Regions from separate parts of the Mus musculus genome. Here region 1 is linked to region 2. The links are chromatin loops, found by intact Hi-C in ENCODE. Cell type or tissue: gastrocnemius. All regions are shown on one strand.

Region 1 (5,000 bases), 60 kb before region 2:
TTACTTTGGTGACTCTGGGGTCAGAGGAAGAGATAAAGTTGTTGGTTTGGCTAAAGGAAAGAAGAAGAAACTAATTATAAAATATTGAGTCTTTTTCAGATCGACTTTCTGCTATATTTAAGTAGGAAACAACTAGGCAACTGGAAGAATAGACTAAGGAAACCCCAGAATGTTGGCTAAAAGTCAGATTACAGTCTCTTATGCTAAAATAAACTCCAAACAACATTTGAATCAGTACAATAGCATTAGACAACATATACAAACACAGAGTTTTCCAACAAATGCATCATCTCGAGAAGGACACAAAATTTGCATCATACCATCAAAGAGAAATATTGTTTTCTGTTTTTTAATTTGGAATCAGTACACGGTTTGTTTAGACAAGGAAACAGCAGACTAACTACAAGGTGACAGATCGTTATGAATATTCAGTTGATTTTACTCCTAAAACGTATAGTTTTATATCTAGCTCTGAGAATAGGAAATTTCTATGAGATGACTAAGGCCCAAGTAATAACCATTCTATTCACGGAAAATTAGTTGAGCGATGATGACAAATTGTCGCCATTGACCCAGATGGCTTAAATGGAGTTTGCATCCCAAATCTGATAGACAACAGAAAACATCCTAGTTTTCAGTTAAAAGATCAATGGATATTTTTCTAAAGCTCACTATTCCATTCTCTCCTTAAGTGTCACCTGATCTCACTCCCTTCAATGTCTTTTCTCAACAAGAAATACATGAGTAGGAAACTTCCCATTCTGATAGGTTAACTGCTCCTCCATGTCAGCCCTCTAATTTGAGTGGGAAGAATATAGATGATGGGAAATATATTATGTATATATATGCTTATCTATGGAGATGTATGCATGTAAGCTTTTGTCTTTTTTTTTTTTCTGTTAACTACTTTCAGAAAGTCAAGAGGTAGTTAGTTACATGTGAAATGAAGATCATAGATTTGAAACAAAGAGTCTCTACAATAGTTTCTTACTTTACGGTTGAATACTCTGAGACACAAAGATGCTAAATGATGCCTACAGGACCATAAAATGGATTCTTGCCAGATTTAGGTACTCCGATATTTCCTTCCTCCTATTATCAAAAGGAATTAAATTTAATGCACTTTAAAGTAAGTTAATCAACCCTAGTAATTAAGGTCCTTTGCAATGTAAAAATATTATTTATGTCCAAATTAGTCTGGAATAAGGTACTTTATGTGGAAAAATAGTATTTACATATTTAATTTGTGGACTAGGACTTAGTTTTTAAACAATTGAATAGTAAGTATATCATCTATCCGATGTGCATCCAGAAATATGAAGCTCACGCTGTCTTCTACAAATTAGGTACATTGATTAATTGGCTTTTACATATATACAGATAGATGAGCTGATTGTACATTAATTTTTGAGTATGCCTAATTTAATCAGCCTTTCAAAAAGAATGAATTTATGAACAAATTTTACTCACTTTTATGGTATTTCTCTAATAGCCAGGATAATTTACACAGGTTCTATAGAAAATATCATCCAATAAGGATCAACGAACTTTTAAATCACACAATAAATGCACATTGAAAAGCAGAAATAGAGATGTAGAAAAGGCACGTTAAATGCTTATACAAATGTTTCAAAAATCCAGATAGCTAGGTACAGGGAAGCCCAAAGCAACAGAGGAGAAGAACTGGCCACAAGCAAGCTCAAAGCCAGAAGAGGCAAGTAGGTAATGAAAAGTGTGCTCAAAGGGTTTAGTCCTGCGGCCACCCTCAGACTAGAACCCTGACTTGAAGATTGGAACACACAGGTTATCTCATGAGGGCCACTAAGTTCATTTACAAGCACTGCCTGACCACAGGGTGCTAGGACCCTCACATTATGCTTCATGAAGATGCTATTTTTGAGTGAATAGATGATACTCAGCACACACTATCAACTAGGCAATTAGCATGAGGAACTAAATAATTCATGATGCCATAGTACAACAAAGAGTAGATCAAAAGCCCAATCAGGGACACACACCTAGAACACGGAAAGAAAGTCACCTAACCATTCTCATCAAATGATCTCTGACTGTTTGTGTGAGTTCTACTTTCTAATTTTGAATAACTTAACTAATCTTGGAGAGTAAGCACCTATTGGTTATTAATAGCATGCCAGGCTTCATTTCTCCCAGGCTTCTAACAACTATGGCATTTCTTTTCTGTTTGAATCAGCAGGCTTTGCTCTGTGATGAGCCTTTTAGGACTTGCCACAAATTTTTACTTTAAAAAAAATCTGCATATTGCCTGTCTCCCTCAGAGATTCCATCTTCCAGGAACCTATTTAATTGTTCAATGCCATCATTTGTAAAAGTTTACAGTAATATTTACTAGTTGGTGAACTTTAAGAAAATCTCAAAATCTAAAAGAATACAGGAGAGAAAGAGAGAGAGAGAGAGAGAGAGAGAGAGAGAGAGAGAGAGAGAGAGAGAGAGAGAACTTTAAACTACATGCTTATTGACCAGGTTCCTGAACATGGGATTTCAAAGAGCCTAAAACTCTCAGTTCAGCTCCAGGAAATGAATGGCGCATGGTGAATTGATCAGGAGGAGCCTTGGACACTTCACTCACTCACTAGATCAAGTTCAGTGGGCTCCTTTTCCTGGGCCTCCAACATCATCAATTTGTCTACTAAAACAAAACCAACACACAAATGATGGAGAGTGTGATCGGTAGCCAATCCTGGCAGGCAAAGCCGTAAGGGCATTTGGTCCATTTAGTGACACTTAGTTCACCAAAGTGACAGGAAGAGATGAACAGCAAATTTGACACATCCGACAAGGAAAGAACAAACACAAAAAAATCTAATGGAGAGCCAATTAAAAATATTAAAGGAAAATTCCTTAAAGTACTCTAAAGTAGGAGGGCAGAGGAATTACAAACCCCAAGAAAAAAAATTATTTAAAAGTACAAATTTATTCAACTCATTAAAACTTTAAGAATTATATAATAATATTTGGCATTTGGGGGCATATGAATAAAACTGTTACCTTCTTTTTCCATTCACATTTGAGGACTGGAGGGCCAGAGCTAAGAAAGAAGTCTTAACTAATAATCTTCTCTCATTCTTTCTTATGACACTGAATAGTTTGGTAATTTTCTGCGAAAATGTGCTGTCAATTATTCTGTCACCTTTGCTAGGTTTTATATTAATTATGAAAATATTGACATGTTGCTGCTGTTTCCTTAGCCTACAATGACTATTCAACTGCATAAATGTTTTTAAATATCAAAAAAATATCATCATCATCTCCTAAGCAGCAGCAGCAGCAGCAAATCTGTATGAAATGATCACACTTCAAACAAGACAGGGTCTACTTAAAACCCTGAAGCTGTAGTTTAGAGAACCGGAAACACACGAGAGGCATGTTTGTAGCTACTACAGAATATGTCTGCTTCTAGGACATGATTCCAGGTAGTAAGCAGAAGCTGGCATCTTTTTAAAGAAACAATTACTTTCATCAAACTCTATGCTTCCCGGACTTCAACATTTGGAATAGGAAGAGGTGAGAGAGAAAAAGTGTTTCTCTGCCAAGAGAGATTTGCCCCAAATCACCGAATGTGCCTTGGAAGCACCAGCCTCCTGGCTACATATGGGACTAATAAAGATCAACCCAGGTGTTTTCTTTAATCTATGTAATATTTTCTAAATACACAAGGCAGAGGAAATCAGAAATTTCCAAAATTCTTATATGCAAAGTAAAAAAAAAAAAAATCTGTGAGCATAGCAGGTGGTCTGGAGAGATGGCTCAGTGGTTAAGAGCACTGGTTGCTCTTCCAGAGGATCCAGGTTCAATTCCTAGGTTCAATTGTCAGCTCCCAACTGTCTATAATTCCAGTTCCAGGGGATCTGACACCCCCCCCCCATAGCAATACGCATAAACTTAAGTAAAAAATTAAATAAGTAAATAAAATAATAGCTTTAAAAAAAGTAAACTGAGAATGCATTTAATCAGAGAGACTACGTAATGCTATTTCCTGCTTCTCGGGGTAGATGGAGATGTCCAGTGTCTCATTTTTCCATGACTGGAAAGGGAAAATCAAAGAGCCCCACAAAGAACTGGCAAACGATCGCACTTAACAGTCAATGATCTCAGTAATCCAGATAAGCCTCAAAGGTATTGTGATCCCAGCGGCCCTACTCCACCCAGCTAACAATCCAGGTGTCTTTAGAGCTCATTTCTCATGCTACCCATCAGCTGAACGGGATGCAATGATTAACCTGTGTCCGTGGAAGACCTTCACACCCCGTCCCTCCCCTTGCCTCACACAAACAGAGATGGGATGAAGCGTGGGGTCCCTGTGTTGAAACTTCACCCCTGTGTTCAGCGCCCCTGCTGGCTGCTCGCTCTTCTTGGACCGGCCTACCTTGAGCATGTTGCGACTGCGGTTGTGTATGGGACTTCTTTTTCGAAGCACATTTGTCTCTGCTGCTGTTCCTGTTTTCTGTGGGTTTGGTGTGAGGAGGGTCATCGTTTGTGGTCAGATACTTGAGAAGCTCTGAGCAGGGACGTCTTTGTGGCTTTTGCTGTTGACAAATGCTCTTCGCTTTATTGCTCCATGAATTCTCGGTCTTAAAAACAAGGCATAAAGAAAGCTAAAATTAGTGAAGTGAACCTTATCAGCAAGGATATAGGTTTTCTGAAGAGATGAGATTTTTTTCGGCGGAGTGCTCAGTCTAAGTGTACTGGATCTATGAGCTGTGAATAATTGTTTGCAGAACAAGGGAGAAAATTACATTTAAAATTCCTAAATGTCATTTATGCAGCTTTTTATTTCATTTCTCCTACATCCCGATGTTCCTACTCAGCAACATGTAACTAACAAGACCCTACAGCGCCTTTACTGTGAGGAAAGGGAAAAAAAAAAAGCTACTTTAAACCTTAATTTACCACTGGCTGCTGAAGCCCAGTATTCACAACTCTCTTAAGTACCCCTTAACGCTTCGCTTTCGCTCACAGCG
Region 2 (5,000 bases):
TTTATTTCTGGAGCTCCCCTGTCATCCCTGGCAGACTGTATTACACAGTCCGAATGCAGCAGTGTGATCTGAAGCTACACTCTGAGGAGGAGGCACAGGGAAAGGAGACAGGGAAGAGAGTCTGCATATCATGGCGCTTTGCCCACTAGACCACCAGGCCCCAGAGGATCCCCAAAGGCAGGCACATAACCACACCAAGAGAGAGCTGCATTCATTCTCTTCCCGTTGGGATTTTCTTTGTAACATCTGAGTGAGCCCAAAATTAGAGATCAGAAAACCTAGCTAGGTTTGTAAGTGGAAGTCTGACTATAAAGAGTAGATCTTGTCCAGATAGAGTTAGTGTTTTGTTATGGGTGTAACAATCCCAAGGCTCCATTTTTATCCACACTACACATCCCCAGAGCACAACCCCTTTTTATTAACTCTTCCTCAACTGTCAGCACAGAGATGAGGGGAGAACTTTGTCAACAAACAACACACAGGATGTCATGGGTGGAGGATTCCTTTAAAAACAAAGTGAAGAACCACAACCAAAATGAGCATCCAAAGGAAAGCTAAAGCAGAAGCCAGCCCAGTGTGCCTCTGGTACTTCTAGAGCTCGGAAGGCATGGCTTTCTGGGTGATAGTTTTCTGCCATTTTTCTTTAACCACTCTCTCTAAGGGAGACTAGTTTAAAGAACCTTTAACCTTCAAGGAAAAAAAAATATGTATTTGAGTATAACTTCTGACAACCACTGAACACATAAAGTTAATTTGTTTTAGCATTCTCTATTTTGCTTTCCCTCCCTCACCCACCCTCTCCCAATCGTGTGTGTGTGTGTGTGTATGTGTGTGTATTCATGCTTACTCTTGCACTATGCTCAAAATAGTGTTTATGCTTGCCAGTGTTGACATTCTGATCAAATCAGTGCTTCTGACTGTGGCATGATCCTACTTATCAAAAACACATTCGTAGAAGCAATTTCTTCTGTGATTAATTCATATTTGGACTTGGACAACGCCAGACCTATCAGACTGAGCCGAGTACCTGTCCTTGTCTGACATGCTGATATTGATGGCTGCCCTGTGCATCTGTAACAGGTGTGTCCTGCCTCAATTACACAGATACCCTACAGCCACTTTGCAACTCTGAAAGCAATTTCACAACTGTAGCCTTCGTTTTTTACAATAAGGTTTAAGAGGCCAACACAATCTCTAAACACAAAAGGCTAATTATTGTATGTTATTTCACCCCAACAGACAGTCTTTTCCCTTAGTTAAGAAGCAGACAATAAATTAGCTTAACTGCATGGATGATAATGATTCATTATAATTAAGTATAATTCTCCATTAACCTTTCAGAGATTTTGGTGCCATTGATGGTAAATTTTAAAGAGAGAGAGAAGAGAGAGTCAGTGGACTTGGCAGCCTTAATTAAATTAATAAAAAACAGAAACTTAACTTGTGATAAAAACAGTAGTTGAACTGGGAGGTATGGAGGCAGGTAAGAATGACAGTCTTCGTGAAGAGTGTCAGGTGATCTGTCTCTATCAATCTTAGTAACCTTATTGTACATCCCCTCCATTAAGCTGTGAAATACCAGGAGACTCTGAGTAGCTCTGGTGGTTTGGGTTTTTATTAACCAATACACTGTCCTGTCATTATGTGTGAAAGGACATAATAGGTTTGAAGATGACAGCAAGCATTAATGATTCAAAAAAATGGAAGCTGCCCACACTACCTGCTGCTTGTAATATTTCGACAGGCAGGAATGATTCCCAGAGCCACAGGCTCGAAGGCACGGGTTTCTAGCAGCTGGCTGTCTACTATGCCGCACTAACTGAGACTCAATCTAAGGCTGGACGCTGAGCCCCTATCCCCAACTCCTTAAGAAAAACAAAGAAAGAACAAACTTAAAGCCATGGTTATAAATGGCTATGGCGTTTATTTGCAAACAATCACAGGAATTCTGACTAAGGCAAATCTTCCTCATCTCCTTTAGATCACAGCTCTTCAGTCTCTGAGCAGTTTCGGAACGATCCAAGAGGTAAAAATGAAAGTGATTCGAAGAGAGCTATGGTGCCAGCCAGACAACCACCCACGGGTTACGCTGGCTACTCCAACAATTAGGACTTTGAATCCACTTAGAACTCTGACTTCAATAGCCAAGGGACACATGAATTATCTATATCTATTCTGCCTTGCCAAGAAATCACAAGATAACAATAATTATAACCTGCAAATCCGATCTGCCAAAGCCTAGGGAAAGCAAACGGAGCCAACATCTGCAGACCCAGCAAAGAGTTAAGGACCCAGGGCACGCCTGGCTAGATAGGAAAAATGCATTCGCAGGCGGCCTCGCCAAATCATTTTCACTTTAGATGTGTATCACTGCACCACACGGACATCTTATTTAATCAAATCACGTGTGGCACTTGACCCTCCCCCTTACCCTACGTGCCCCCGCTACCGGGAGGAAGCACCATTGTTAGTTAGCAGCTCCGATCCTCCGCGCAATTCAATTCGGGTCCATCTCACCAGAGTCCACAAAAGTTTCACTTGTTTTCCAACTTGCTCAAACTTTCCCCGAGAACATTCCATTGTACTGAATGCAAACACGCTGAAGTCCTCTGGCCCCAGCTAGACTCCAGAGATTACGGGGAAACTGCTTGTGTTTTTTCCTCCCCTGTATGAATTGTAGCCAGCAGAGACTGTGGAATTGATGTATTGCGGTCTATTTTTACACAAGCAGTGAGCTGCTCCACACACGGTCTGCATAAACTCCATTCTCTCCCGGCTTCAGGCAGCTCTCCGTGGTAGAGAGATTTAACCGTTCGGTTTCTCGCCACAGAAGCAAACAGAAAGCTTTGGTCTCTTAAGGCTGGGATTTTTTTTTTTTTTTTTAACTCGCTAGCCAACCCTTTCAGCCGCACACAAGTGTTTTAAAGGAAACAGCACTGTCGTTTTGTGTTCTGTGGGAAAAGCAACCTAACTCAGACCCAGCAGGAATATTTAGGGTCTTGTAAATTCTCTGTTTAATGAACAGAGAGAGGAGGGCGGAAAAGATAAATCCTGACGAGAGTCAAAACGGACTCTCTTTTTAACACAATTCATTTTAATGTTTATCTTCATTTTCTTATAAATAGAAATGGCATTTTTCCAAGCAGGCCACTGAACACTGGAAAGACTTCAGCTCCTGATTCATATCAATATCTTAGAGCATAAATATTGCATATGAGTAGAAACAGAGCCAAAGGCACATGGAAAGAGTTTCTAACTGCTACAGATACTGATGACAGCAGCTAAGCTTTGATTTGCTCAAGGCATCTCCGAGCCACCTTAAAATAGCAAACTTATTGGAGTTAAGATAAGATGGAGATTTCCCCCTCCAAAAGCTCCCGCTGAGCCACTTTCTATGTCCCCTCCTCTCCCCTAGCCCATCCCCCCCCCCCTCCAGGAATCATTGCATCTGAGAGAAGCTCCGGTCCTGCAATACTCAGCCCCAGCTCACCTCTATGTCACTCCATACAGAGTCTTGGCTGCACATGTCCCAAGCCATCCAGCTCCCGAATGACGCCAGTCAAGCTTTTTCAACTCCAATCCACTCTGACACACAGCACACACTCATGCAGGCAACCAGCCCCTTACTGAGAGTGAACTGAAGGCACCTGTCTTACTACAGTCCCCAGTCACATGACAAAGCTATTAAAAAGTAGGCTGGGCTGTCACTCACCCAGCCTCCCTTCTCCTGTGCAAGCTTGCTGCACAAACTCCTGACGTCACTCCAAGGCAGCCCTCTGCCTCAGTGAAGTAACGCTTAGAGAGAGAGGAAAAAAAAAATAGAAGAAAGAAAAGGAAACACTTGGCCTTTGGGAGGCTTCAAGCATCACACTGTGACTGAAGCCAGCTTTGAATGCCACCAACTCTAAACCGGAGCCCTGCTCACATAATAACTCAAATCTCCTGCAATCTTTTTTTTTTAAATTTATTTTCCATCCAAAACAGGCAAATAGCAAAGATCCCCTGTTACTGACACAGTAACTACACCCTTGCCTAAAATGTGTGTGCTTTAAGAAATGGTTTCCAAGTAGCCCCAGACTCAGCTTGGAACTGAAGCAAGCGCTCCTCATGTGATACATTTTCATGAGATTCTTTTTTTTCCCTCCCTATTAGAGGAGTGTTTGAAGGCAACACCCCCGATTTTCTTTCTCTCTCTCCTTTCTTTCCTTCCTTCCTTCCTTCCTTTCTTCCTTTCTTCCTTCCTTCCTTCCTTTCTTTCTTTCTTTCTTTGTTTCTTTCTTTCTTTCTTTCTTTCTTTCTTTCTTTCTTTCTTTCTTTCTTTCTTTCCATGTTTAGTCAACAAAACCGCCACATTTGTTTAGGTCTAAACAAATTTCTCTACCCCAAATCAGCTGTCTCCTTGGCAGTAGAGAATGCAGTCTCCTAAACTGTTACTGCAGTTTGCCTTGCTCCTTGTAAAGCAAGCAAGCCACAACACCCTAGACTCTTGGGTTCCCCCTCATGATTCTTTCCGTGGATCTCATAGGCTCCCAGAAAACAAATGCTAGAAAATACAATTGCTGCTGCCATCCCTGAAACAGCTTAGCTACTCACCTGCCCCCACCCCTTATTTCTTTTCTCATATGTAGCACAGTCTTCCTCATGGCTTCAGGGTGCCTTTTTGAATAAACATTGGACTCCAACCCTAGTGCCTTGGGCTGTACAGTTTGTTTTTGAAATCAAGAATGTCCAGGGAATGAAGGAAAAACACTGAAATGGTATCAGCAGAGATACTCATTTCTTGAGCTTTGCTTACTAATACTTTTTTGTCGTTCCTGAGTCAATGAGGGGTAATGCAGGTGCCACTGTTTTTCCTGTGACATTACAGACAGAGGACATAACCAACTCTCAGCACTTTCCATAACACTTGGGTGCTCAGACTTAACCCTTCCAGGCCCAGTGAGAAATGCACAGGGGACCTTTGAAAACATATTTTCACAATACCTCAAACCCCACAGACT

What was found. A loop is a pair of places that touch in the nucleus more often than their neighbours do. Peaks named below come from ENCODE experiments on the same cell type or tissue, not always from the same donor. Only the 100,000 strongest peaks of a DNase experiment are listed, where the experiment ranks them.
Region 1: it touches region 2 in a loop (2.4-fold over the local background); 1 of 42 quality-filtered maps calls a loop at or near these places.

What each region holds. Positions count from the first base shown.
Region 1 is chr5:51,490,196-51,495,195 of GRCm38, forward strand. Ppargc1a (peroxisome proliferative activated receptor, gamma, coactivator 1 alpha) reads right to left here. Exons shown (of 13, transcript NM_008904.2): 5 at 4,406-4,610; 6 at 5-50. Among named protein-coding and RNA genes, the nearest start is that of Ppargc1a, 61 kb to the right of the region's middle. In gastrocnemius, no CTCF peak of the experiment used is centred here; no DNase peak of the experiment used is centred here.
Region 2 is chr5:51,550,245-51,555,244 of GRCm38, forward strand. It overlaps Ppargc1a (peroxisome proliferative activated receptor, gamma, coactivator 1 alpha), which reads right to left and starts at 3,677. Exons shown (of 13, transcript NM_008904.2): 1 at 3,491-3,677. The coding sequence starts at 3,538. In gastrocnemius, no CTCF peak of the experiment used is centred here; DNase peaks (open chromatin) are centred at 2,435, 2,705 and 3,704; H3K4me3 peaks cover 3,820 bases; H3K27ac peaks cover 4,758 bases.